Linked DNA regions of Homo sapiens: region 1 is linked to region 2. A link is a contact called in ENCODE Hi-C or POLR2A ChIA-PET data. All regions are on one chromosome and are shown on one strand. The core of a region is the stretch at or near the end of the contact, and the rest is flanking DNA. Distances in the headings are between cores, read along the strand shown.

The links. Hi-C counts contacts between places; a loop is a spot of excess contacts on that map. ChIA-PET counts read pairs that join two places held with the same protein, here RNA polymerase II (POLR2A). Pooled maps may share reads with other maps.
Region 1: a loop to region 2 is called in a map of CD4-positive, alpha-beta T cell, with 7 times the contacts of the local background. The contact joins the enhancer-like site here to the promoter of LINC01431 in region 2. A Hi-C loop is called at or near these places in 1 of 168 maps with a recorded cell type or tissue (CD4-positive, alpha-beta T cell) and 1 of 50 pooled maps. POLR2A ChIA-PET finds 5 or more read pairs at or near these places in 1 of 52 experiments (activated T-cell).

The regions. Positions count from the first base shown.
Region 1 is chr20:17,504,246-17,510,232 of GRCh38, reverse strand. BFSP1 (beaded filament structural protein 1) reads left to right here. Exons shown (of 8, transcript NM_001195.5): 5 at 1,237-1,344. Among named protein-coding and RNA genes, the nearest start is that of BFSP1, 24 kb to the left of the region's middle. RefSeq lists an enhancer at 5,198-5,721. Within about 2 kb of position 4,737, at least 19 of the 41 ENCODE cell types and tissues checked have a DNase peak (open chromatin) inside an H3K27ac peak, as active enhancers do; they include CD4-positive, alpha-beta T cell, where a contact is called at or near this core.
Region 2 is chr20:23,355,698-23,361,650 of GRCh38, reverse strand. It overlaps LINC01431 (long intergenic non-protein coding RNA 1431), which reads left to right and starts at 3,524. Exons shown (of 3, transcript NR_109884.1): 1 at 3,524-3,696; 2 at 4,514-4,600; 3 at 4,682-5,057. It also overlaps a transcript of GZF1 not described here. RefSeq lists enhancers at 1-3, 3,429-3,818, 4,009-4,098 and silencers at 94-183, 3,189-3,378.

The DNA of each region.
Region 1 (5,987 bases), core at 3,488-5,987, 5.9 Mb after region 2:
GTGAGACGTGCAGAGTGTCCAGTCCAGCCTCAGACCCACTGAGGCAGAATCTGCATCTTAGCCAGATCCGCAGGGACTCGTGTGCATGCTCAGGATAGAGAAGCACCGATTGAGAAAGTGTCACATCTTTATGAGTCTTAGCTTAGCAATTCTACAATCAAGTTAGACGGTCACTTTCCTGTATGTCTATGTCATTGCTGCAGCCACTTTGTAAGGTGTTTGAAGCAGAGGCTGTCTTCCATGCAGCCTCTGGACACAGAAACCCTCATTGTAGACTTGGTGTTTGATTTTGCATGGCTTCGAGTCAATGTGCTCTGTGTCAGAATGCATGGCTCTTGAGCAGTCAGGCCTTTGTGAAACAATTTGAATATTTTTGAATAGACGTGGAAAGGCAGGTCAGGAGAGAGGGACCTGCTTGGCAGAGTGTGGAGAGGTCAGAGGATTTCCTTCTAGCCATTCCCTGGAGCGTCACTTCCCTTTCACCCACTGGGGCTGATGGCTCCTGCTTTGTGCTGCGCTGACATCCGAGCACAGCGTATGGCTCGCGGCTCCAACCAGCCTTCATTTTCTTCGAGAGTGTGCATTCCAGGTTTTCCCTTTCACAGAAGGGAAAACAGAGGCTTTGAGAGTCAAATCCTTTTCTAGAGTCTCTTAGTAGGTTCATGGCACAGCCAGGTCTAAGCTCTGGTCTCCTGGTACTTGGTCCCGGCATGTCACACTCCCAAGGAGGTTCAGACTTTGAAGACAAAGCAAAAGGCATTGATGGCTGTGCTGTGGGCCTGGCTTAGTCTTCTCAGGCTACTATAACAGGACACTACAGATGGGAGGGCCGACAGGCAGACATTTACTTCTCACTGTCCTGGGTGCTGGAAGTCCAAGATCAAGATGCCAGCAGAATTGGTGTCTGGTGAGGGCTCTCTTTCTGGCTTGAAGACGGCTGCCTTCTTGCTGTGTCTCACGTGACAGACAGACAGGGGGTGGGGGTGGGGGCTCTGGTGTCTCTTCTTGTTCTTACAAAGACCCTAATCACATGATGGGGCCCCCCATCCTCATGACCTCATCTAACCCTAACACCTTCCAAAGGTCTCCTAAAACCTTCATCTTGGGAGTTAGTTAGGGCTTCAACACAGAATTCAGGGGGACACGGATATTCCGTCCATACCAGGGCCCCGCACCTTCTCTGCCCTTTTCCTCTCTGCATGTCCCATGAGTCTGACTCTGGCCTTCTCTGTGCAGGAGAAGCTCCTGACGGAGCGGGAGGTGGCCGCCCTGCGGAGTCAGCTGGAGGAGGGCCGGGAGGTGCTCTCCCACCTGCAGGCGCAGAGAGTGGAGCTGCAGGCACAGGTACGCTCGAGTCTGCCGCGTGTGCATTGGGGCTTCCCACATGTTTCATGGAGGTGTTACGCGCAGGCACACGCATGCAGCTTGAGGAGCTGTCACACGCTGAACATATCCTATGTTCCTGGCAGAAACGGGGTTTTCTGAGTGGGTGGCCAAGCGCTCTGCTCTGGCCTGGACTGAGGAGTTTTCCAGGACACAGGGAGAGTCCTGAGCTGGGGGACACAGGTGCCACGCTCATTCCTGGCCCCTCAGAGGTGCCCCTTGGGACTCCTTCGAGTCATGCCCTCCCCACCGAGTCTTAGGCTTAGGCTGCCCCAGTGTCTACATCATGCATTCATTTTGCCCAGGTCAAGCTTCGTAAGAATAAGAAGAAACGGACACCATAGGGATTTTTATCCTCCACTTGTTCAAATCTGTGCTTCTGTTTTCCTTCTCATGGTAACAGTTCTCCTTCGGAATTTGATTACAACCCGGCAAGAGTGGTTGTATCAGTGTTTGCTTCTAGTTAGAAACGTGTTGGTGGAAAGCTCACATTTCTACCCCCACCCCTTTTGGGTGAAGCTTAATTTGAAAACAAAACAGAAAAGCCCCAAACTGTCCTGTGGCCTGTGCCTTCTTGGCTACTTGCCGGCTCATCTTCTTTGTTCCTTCCGGTTCTCTCTCTTTCTCATTACCCTACAGCAGGTCATTCCACAGGGACGCTTGGGTTAAAATACTGCACCTTTGTATGGCTCTCTAACCACATTTCCCAAACCAAAAAGTAAGTTGACATTTGGTTTGACAAGTACACATGGGGACAAGAGAGCAAAACGTGTAAAAATCGGACACTTCAGAAAGCCTGGACCATTTGGATGTTATGTGTTACTCTGTCTAAAAATGTGAAGCCACAACTAGATGTAGCGCTTTTTATTGATTTCCAGTGCCCCCATGTCTGCTCAGGATTTCATTTTGGGACCTTGGAGTTCACATCCTAATTCCCATCCCAGCACGCACCACACAAAACTCACAGTGCAGCAGCTCTCAGGGGCTGCTGGAAAGCAAACCCGGGTCTGTGGTGGTCCCCTGAACTGACGATCGCAGCAGGAGGAACCAAGTAAGGCACTTAAAACTCCTCCTTCTTGTGAGACAAACCCTGGCTCAGGGACCATGTGCCTCATCCTGGTGACTGGGGCCTGTGTGGTTTCTTCTGAGGCTCTGACAGGATAGAATAAGGGTTGTATGTGTTTGTGTACATGGGGTGTGTGTGTGTGATATACATGGTATGTGTGATATATGTGGGATGTGTATGTGAAGTGTGTGTGGTGTGTGTGTGTCATGTGTATGTGTGTGTGCTGTGTATGTGAATAGGGACGTGGATACAAGCCCAGTCGTGGTCCTAGAGACCAGTGTTTTCCAAATGGCTAGTGACAACTCATTTTTGGATGTAAAATGAACTCAGTAGAATTGACTGGCATGTAAAAGGAAGTCAACAAAATGCTAGACTAAAATATAATAAGAAAAACAGAGTGTACAGCAAGTGAAAGGGAGGATTTGTTTTGTGAAGCCCTTGTTTTATCTCTCTATATCCATATGGATATGTTGAAATACACACACACACACACACACACACACACACACACCTACCTATCTGATGTGTATGGCTCGCAATGAGAAATGTGGTTTTTCCTGGGGCGGTGGTGATAAAGTTGAAAACCACTGCCCTAGAGATACTGAGAAAGATGAAGGAGCCCAGCCTAGATGGCAAATTCCAGTTCCAGGACAAAAAGAATGTTCCTCTCTTTATGTACAGGTATTTGTTGAATATCAAAATAAGAAATTTCACAACAGATTAACCTGGTTTCTGAGAACATGAAATGAAACCGCTGGTTGGCCGCCTGTTTCTGTCCTGAGTGGCTGCAGGAGGACTTCCTGGCTTTTCCCTGCTGCCCTCGTCTCTAAAGCAGGGTCTCAAACATCTCTTCTGTGCTGCCTCCTCCACTCCCACCCGTGGCATTCTGATGGAGACCGCTTCTCAGAAAAATGATGGTAAAGGCATAAAATAAAATACAGATAATTTAAAGGAAACCAGGCTGGGTGTGGTGGCTCACGCCTGTAATGCCAGCACTTTGGGAGGGCAAGGTGAGTGGACTGCTCGAGTCCAGGAATTTGAGACCAGCCTGGGCCACATGACGAAACCCCACCTCTACAAAAAATACAAAAATTAGCTGGGCGTGGTGGTGCGTGCCTGTGGTTCCAGCTACTTAGGAAGCTGACATGGGAGGACTGCCTGAGCCTGGAGAGGTTGAGGCTGCAGTGAGCTGAGACTGAGCCACTGCACTCCAGCCTGGGCAACAGAATGAGACCCCGTTTCCAAAAAAAAAAAAAAAGAAACTAATTATATTAAAACAGTTATCAAAATATTACTGAATCATTTTAAATAAAATGACAGATGTGCTTATACTCACTCAGTAACAAGCTATAGCATGTAGCTGATGAAACACGGCTGTGTCCATTTTCTGTTGCTGCCTTGATGAGTCACCACCAGCACCCGTGTCATCGCAGTTGTGTAGGTGGGAAGTCTGGGTGGGTCCTATCGGTTTCTCTGCTCTGGGTCTCAAAAGGTAGAAAGAAAGATGTTGGCCAGCCTGGGCCCTTGTCCAGAGGCTGTTAGGGGAGAATTTGCTTCCAGTCTCATTCAAGTTCTTGGCAGGAGTGAGGACCCTGTTTCTTTGCCGGCTGCTGGCCAGGAGTGGCTGTCAGGGCTGCCCAGGCTCCTTGGCTTCAGGCCCCTCCACGTTCGGAGCCGGCAGCGAACTCTGAACCCTCTTCCTGCGTCTCATCTCAATGACTTGGACTTACACGTTTCTCTGACTTCTGTTTTTAGGGGATAATCTTGAATAAACTCCTTTCCTTAAAAAAGGGTAACTGATTAAGAACTTTAATTATATCTGCAAAGTCCCTTTTTGCCATGTAACATATTCAAGGGTGTAGCACCAAGGGGAAAAGGTCACGGGGGCCAAAATTCTGCCTCCTTAGCTCTGATGAAAACCCAGACGTGGCTGGGTGCGCCCGGGAGCTCCTGACTCAGTGGGTCTGGGGTGTGGCCCGGGATGCTGCATGTCTAGGTGTCCCTGTGATGGTGCTGCGGCTGGTCCAGGAGCCACACTGAGAACCACAGGGTAAGGGCGGGTCCCAGGGAGTGGGCGAATGTTCCACCTGGTCCCCCTGTGTCCCAGGCTTGGGCCTCATTTCAAATGTTTGTGGCTGGGTTTTTGCTGGTTTTAAAGGTTTTAGTGGCTTCCCAATGTAGCAGCTAAGCTAGAGCTGAAGGAAGATGTGGCCGCACACCGCCGGGCAGGGCCCGCTCTGTGGCCGGAACTCGGTGGAGGGCGGGCCGAGAGAGAGCGTCTGCTAGCACCAGGGCCGTGGCAGCGGGTTCCGCCTATGGTTAGGGCGTCCGAAGCTTCCCGAACTCTCCACAGCAGGGGTCGTCAGGGTGAGGTCCCCGTCCCAGCAGCGGGGGCACCACCTGGGAACTTGTCAGAAATGCAGATTCACAGGCACCCCAGACCACTGACCCAGGAGCTCTGGGGCGGGCCGGTGCGCCTTGTTTAAGCCCTCCACGTGGCTCTGCGGGCTCAGTCTGGGAGACGCTGGGCGGACGATGGGAGAATAGTGCCTGGGCTTGGAGCTGGAAGCTGGAAGCCTCTCCTTCAAATAAGTGCACATATACCCGTAAGAGCCCCGGAGGAAGCACTTCGGACAGGTGGAGAGGAAAGGACAGGTAATTCTAGTTCCCTAAATTGCATGGACTGAGAGTTTCTGTGACAGGGAAGTAAAGAAAGTCACTTTTTAAAATTGCAAAGTGGGAACCGCCCATGTCTCATTTCTCATTAAAGTCACTTAGCACCATCTAGTGGTTTAGTTTGTGTAAGACAGTATGTAATGAGTTTCCTTTTTTTTTTTTTTAAGACAAAACAAAAACAAAAACAAAAACAAAAAAAAAACCTTACACCTAAAGGTGTCTGGGGTCCTAAGGACTGAGGTGAGAGCTCACCCCTCCAGATGGGGCTCGCGTCAGGCTCCTGCCTGTGTCGTGCCCTCAGCGGCTCACAGCCCAGTGGGGAGACAGATATAAACCAGGCAATCTAACGGTCCAGGCAGAAACAGCAGTCACCTGGCTCCGGATAAAGTTCAGGTTGCCACATGGCCCCACCGTTGGAGGAACCCTGGGCCAACCTCTCTTCTCTTCGTCTCCTGACCCCTCCTGCAGTTTCTGGGACCTCCCCTTTGCTCATTCCTTCTCTCCTTTCTGGAAGTCCCTTTCCTTCCTCGGTTCCCAGGACCGGTCCTGCCTCCTCCTGGAAGCCCCTTTCTTCCTCTGAGATGCCCTGGGCGTGCCTCCCCTGCTGGACTGCGGCCTTCTAGAGGAGGGTCCGTGTCTCATTCTCCTCGGCCAGGCTGGTGCTGGGTGGCAGTGGACGCCGTGCCACAGTGGCTCTCGTCACAGGCATCTCCATTCCTGTTGAGCTCCTGAGACAGGAGCTCTTACTGGTTTTCCTGAACACTCTTCCTTCTGATGAAAGGTTTAAATTATGGAGCTGTAAAAACCACATCGGTATAGACATCAGTCCACTTTTATAAACCAAGTCATCACTTCACTGGAC
Region 2 (5,953 bases), core at 2,275-4,774:
GGGCGCAGATGCCTCCACGGGCGCTGGAGAACTGGCGCCAGGCGGGGCTCGGCGCGGCGCTCTCCTCTGGGGCGCTTCTTCCGCGGTGCCCCCGCCCTGCTGGGGGGCTCGGCGCGCCAGGAGCCGGGACCGCACCCTGCCGTCTTTACTGCAGGGCTTTATTTCCAGGAGTTCCCATTCGGGCGAAAGCTTTGTTCACTACAGAACTTCCCCAGAGACCCATCCACTCTTCGGGGAAAGCACAATTGATTCCCTAAGATTCGCTGACTCCTCGAAATCTTGCTGTTTCCACCAATTCTTGCTCAATACTAACTAAAGCCCGCTTTGAAACACCTTCCTTGAGTCAGACTTCCAGTTCTCAATAAACTGACCTTGCCTTTTGCTCCCAGCCATTGGTAAAGCTTTGCCAGGTCATGCTGTCCCTTACTGTGGCCAGCAGTTAACTCAGCCTTGTCTTACCGACACGTTGAGTTTGTAATGTTTGGGGACTGTCAGGACAAATACAAATTTAAAATAAGGTTTACTACTTCCTGTTGAAAATATGAGATTTCCCTCCCTTTTTCTTCGAACATTTACTTTTAGAAAATTGGTAATTAGTGTAAGTACTTTTTCCTCTCTTTGAAATATATAAATCCTTTTGAAGACTAGTTAGGCCTTTTTGTGCGCTTTATAACCTAGATATGTCTTTTTCTAGGACCTAGGAGCCATCTCTTTAAGTATCAAGGGAGTTAATGCCCCTGTCTCCCAGTTTTAATGGGGGAGTAGGAGCCTAACTTCAGTGGGCCCTTTGCTCCAACTTACAAAATTATCTCATATCATAAAGATACAAGTTTCTTTTTCCTCTAGATAAAGCCAATTGGCTAACACAGAGGATCATCCCAAATATCAGGTTAGATGAACTGTGTGTGATGAAAAATGCTGCCAAGTTCCCTTGAGAGCTAGTTATTGTTTATCTTGAAAATGTGTGTAATAGATTGCTTGGCTGCACAAAAGAGTGAGATTTCGTTCTGTCTTTGCAGTCTCTTAATGGATTGCCTGTGATGGGTATCACATTCTAGTTTAATGCTTATTCAATTACAAAGTGTTTTCTTTCTCCACTACCTTTCTGAAGAGGGTTGGGAGATTGTACTTTTAATTATATTTCCTGAACAGGAGCCAGCTTCCCACACATAGTAGGTGCTCAATAAATATTTGAAGAATGAATGAGTGACAGAAATCTTTCTTAGGCCGACTCTCTATATTTGCATTCCATGATTTGAAGAAATTGGAATGAACGCAGTTTTCACCCATGGCTCCAGCAGGCCCAGAATCGTGTTTTATGATTTTGTTTTGCATTACAAAAAGGTGGTCAGGCACGGTGGCTCACGCCTGTAATCCCAGCACTTTGGGAGGCCGAGGCGGGCCGATCACTTGAGGTCAGGAGTTGAAGACCAGCCTGGCCAACATGGTGAAACCCCGTCTCTGCTAAAATACAAAAATTAGGCCAGGTGCGGTGGCTCACACCTGTAATTCTAGCACTTTGGGAGGCTGAAGTGGGCGGATCACCTGAGGTCAGGAGTTCAAGACCAGCCTGGACAACATGGTGAAACCCTTTCCCTGCTAATAATACAAAAATTAGCTGGGCGAGGTGGTACATGCCTTTAATCCCAGCTATTCAGGAGACTGAGGCAGGAGAATCGCTTGAACATGGGAGGCAGAGGTTGCAGTGAGCGGAGATTGCACCACTGCATTCCAGCCTGGGCAACAGAGGAAAACTCTGTCTCAAAAAAACAAAACCAAATTAGCCGGGAGTGGTGACAGGCACTTGTAATCCCAGATGCTCAGGAGGCTGAGGCAGGAGAATCACTTGAACCCAGGAGATGGAGGTTGCAGTGAGCTTCGATCATGCCATTGCACTCCAGCCTGGGCAATAGAATGAGACTCCGTCTCCGATTATGTTAGCTAGCATAACATAATGCTAGCTTATCCATTCAATACTGAAAGGATTGCTTTAGTTGAGTGTCTTAATAGCTTTAAAAATAGAGGTCATAAGACTCACAGACTCTTTGTGGCAATACTAAATGATAAAGAATGAAGGGCCATGCCTGGCAAGGGTTGTCATGCACCTCTACACTTCAAGAAGAAACTATGCCTTAACTGCCACAAGGTTTTTATTCTCTGGCAGCCAAACAAGCACTGGCCTCTAGATAAGCAATATTCAAACAATGTGCTTTTCATCCACCTCCACATGCTGACTGACACGCCCCCTGCCCCAGCCCCACCACTTCCACAAATAATTACTGCTTTGATTGGACCAGAGACTGACTGCAGTAACTTTTTCCTGATGGGAAACAACCGAACAGGGGCTGATTCTGGCGGTTTACAGAGGCTGCACACAAGTGCATCGGTGTCCTGAAAAGATCTTTCAACTTATAGGGTCTAAATGTAATACATGAATACCTGTAAATGCTAAGAGTCCACCCCAAAGTAAACATAGGTCACCTGTAACATGCACGTTTGTCCAGTAAGCATGGGTCAGGACCCGTTTCATGAATATTCATAGCTCTTCCTGTGGCCTGTTCATATGTGTACTTGGCTAAGTCCTTCAGCTTAAATTCCTGTCTTAGGCCCCCTTCCCTCCAGCTGCCTGCCTTTTGAGCTTCTGCCAGAAGCTATGCTTCCCAGCCTGTCAGAAGGGCCACCTTGCAGGTTATCACCGTTTAAAGAAATAAAGCTCTCCTTTCTATGTTTGTGATCTTTTTTTTAAATAATACAAATAGACAATTCACTTGACAGTGTGAATGGCATACTTCACTGACAATGGAATACTATAAAAACAATAATAAACCACTGATAAACATCAACCTGACAAAGTTAAATATAGTGTTTCATGCTGTAGAACTCTGCACGAGAAAAGTACACGGGAGTGAACAATTGTTACGTAAGGGCGTTCACTGCAGTGCACTTACATTAGTGAAACTTTGGAAACAATCTCACCTATAAGGAGATGGCCGAAGAATTTGATATATCCAAGCACTGGATTATTATGCCGGTCATTAAAACAATGTTTAAAAATATGTGTAATAGCTTGGGGAAATGCTCACCATGTTATAATGAGTAAAGACGGTACACTATTTTACATAGGGTCTGATGTGATTTGAAAACAAATCTATAGAAATAGACTGGAAAGAAATGTATCAAATTCTAAACTGCACAAGGAAGAACACTGACGCACGCGCAACGCCGGCGCCCTGCCCACTAGGCGCCCTCGCTGCCCCTCACCTGCACAGCCGGCGCACGCCCACAGGCTCGTGAGGGAGCGGCCGGTGGGTCAGGCTGGGCGGCACTCCTCGCCCATTGGCTGTCCCGGAGTCCGGCCCCGCCTCTCCCCGCCTTCTGGAGCCGCTGGTATAGCTCCTTCCAGGGCTCCTTGGAGACGGAGGGCGGGGCTAGGGCGCCGGAGTCACGTGGTCGCGCCACCGCGCGATTACTAGCTGTCAAAAGAGTCCTCAGAAGTGTCCTGAGCGGTCGCAGGGTAATGACGTCGGCCGTATCGGGGATGCTGGAACCTGCGGTTGAGTGAGAAACCGGCGCCACCGCCTGCGTCTTGGTCTCGGGCTGGTGGCCAGCGGGGTCTGGGCGTGGTTTTACCCAGCTCCTTTGCGAAGCTGCTGTCCTTTCCTCAACGTTACCACCCGGCTGGGCAGCCTACCCTCGGTCAGTACGTCCTGGCAAGAGCGCTTCGGGCGTGGCGTTCGTGTCGCGGGGGCCTCGGCTCAGAAGCGAGGGAAGAGCAGCCCTCAGAGGAGCGGCGACCGCGCTTACCGGGAGCCCGGGTTGGGAGAGGGCTCCCCAGGAGGGGTGTGAGCTCCGAACGAGAAAGAACGCCACCGCCTCGTGGGGTCTCTTCCTAATGTGCAGATTCCAAATCTCTACAATGCTGCAAAAGAGGTTACAGTCCACATCAAATTAAGCATGCCCTAAAGGGCAGCTGGGGTTCAGTTCAAGAGTTGAGTTTTAACACACACCTTTACCTGCCTTAAAATTGGGCAAGGTATCACAACGTTAAACCATTTCTCACAAGGCTCGTTGGTGATGTTTAAGATTTTTTGTTTGTTTGTTTGTTTTTTGTTACGGAGTCTCGCTCTGTCGCCCAGACTGGAATGCAGTGGCGCGATCTTGGCTGACTACAACCTCCGCCTCCTGGGTTCAAGCGATTGTCCTGCCTCAGCTTCCTGAGTAGCTGGGATTACAGGCGCCTGCCACCACGCCCAGCTAATTTTTCTATTTTTAGTAGAAACGGGGTTTCGCCTTGTTGGCCAGGCTGGTCTTAAGTTTTGCATCCTGGCTCCCTCCTCTTACCTAGTCCCAGCCTCTTGTCTACAGGACAAAGCAACTTTCTGCAGTTTTCTGTTTGCTCTTTAGAGAGACGGGGCCCTAATTTGGCAAAGTGGTAGGGGAGACAGGGCTGGTGTTTAAGGTCGACCAAAGCAACATCTAAATCTCTGCTCTTCCCCCAAATTGTCCAAATTAGCAGCAACAGGTGTGCACCTTCCAAGCTTGCAACAGACCACATTCAGAAGCTTGATTTCTTGTTGTTCTGGGAATATCTGGATCAGAGGTAACATGGTTCACTAGGACTCCTCAGCTTCACCCAGTGTCCATTTCACCTCCCCCGGCCTTCCAATGTCTCTTCTTGCAGATTTCTCCAAGCCACTCTCCCCGTCATCTCCTCCACCCCCAGGACCCAACTCCTGCCCCTCCCACCCTAGCCCCTGTTCTCCCTGCCCACCTCCTACCCCACTGGAGTGGCCTTTCATCAAACCTAAACCAAAGAAACCAACAGACCTTGCTGTCACCACTACTCCGGGACCTGGAAGTTAAAGCGAGGGAGAGACGGTGAAACACAGAAAGCAGAACGCCTTCTGTTCTTCCACAACACAGGGTTTGTGGACGTGGCCACTATAAGAACTCGCACTGCGTGCTGATTATACTCCTCAGCACAATTCATTTCTTAAACTTTTTAGAATAATTTAAAATTTACAAAAAGTTGCAAAAATAAAAACCAGTAAACTTTTCACCTTCATCTGCCTTATAATTAAGGCAGCGGGCAGCGCGCTGGACAGAACGGGAGGGGCTTGCGCTTTCCGCCGGTGGGAAACCCCACCCGCAGGGACGAGCCGGGACCATCTGGCCCTACCTGCCGAACGGCCGCTTGGTGGAGATGTGTCCCAGAACCGAAGGAGGAGGGTGCCACGCACATTTGTCTTGCCTTCCCCGGTGGCGGGGGCATGGCAAGGGCGGAGCTTCCCGCTGTGCCCTTGGAGGCCGCCTGCAACCAGGCTAGTGTAGGTGGGGACGCACGCCCTGTACCCTACCCATCCTGCCCATTGCGGGTCTGGCCCGGACCTGAAGGGCAGTAGTTGGGGCCGTCCCCGCGTCTTCTGGGCCCTGTAGTGAATACAGTCTGCCCCATTCAAATCCTTTTCCTCACTTAGGATTACTGCTGTGTGTCAGTGTCACACACCCCAAATTGATAATGGCTTAAGATGGGATTTCTCATTTAAAAAGAAGTCTTTGGTTGAGTGAGCTGGGGCTATTTTGGTGTTTCCACATGGGACCTAGGCTCCTTTTAGCTCAGCACTATCCTACGTCTAGGGTATGGCTGAGCTGTTCTCTTGGCCAAGACTGAGCCAGAGCCCGTGGTCAGGTCAGCATAACCTTTCCAGGCAGCAGGATAGAGTGGGAAAGAAAGAAGGGTCTGTTGAAGGAAAATTCCCCCAAGTTCAGTCCTACTTCATTGGCCAGAACTTAATCACATGTCAGACCTAGCTACAAATTGAATGAGAAAGTCAAGTATTTAAGGTGGGTCCCTTATCTCTCAAAACACTGGGCTTCAGATAATAGAGAAGGGAAGGGGTGTCAAGAGGAAACGGCTACCTGTGTCACTGTGCTTATCAGGATTCTTACCCTT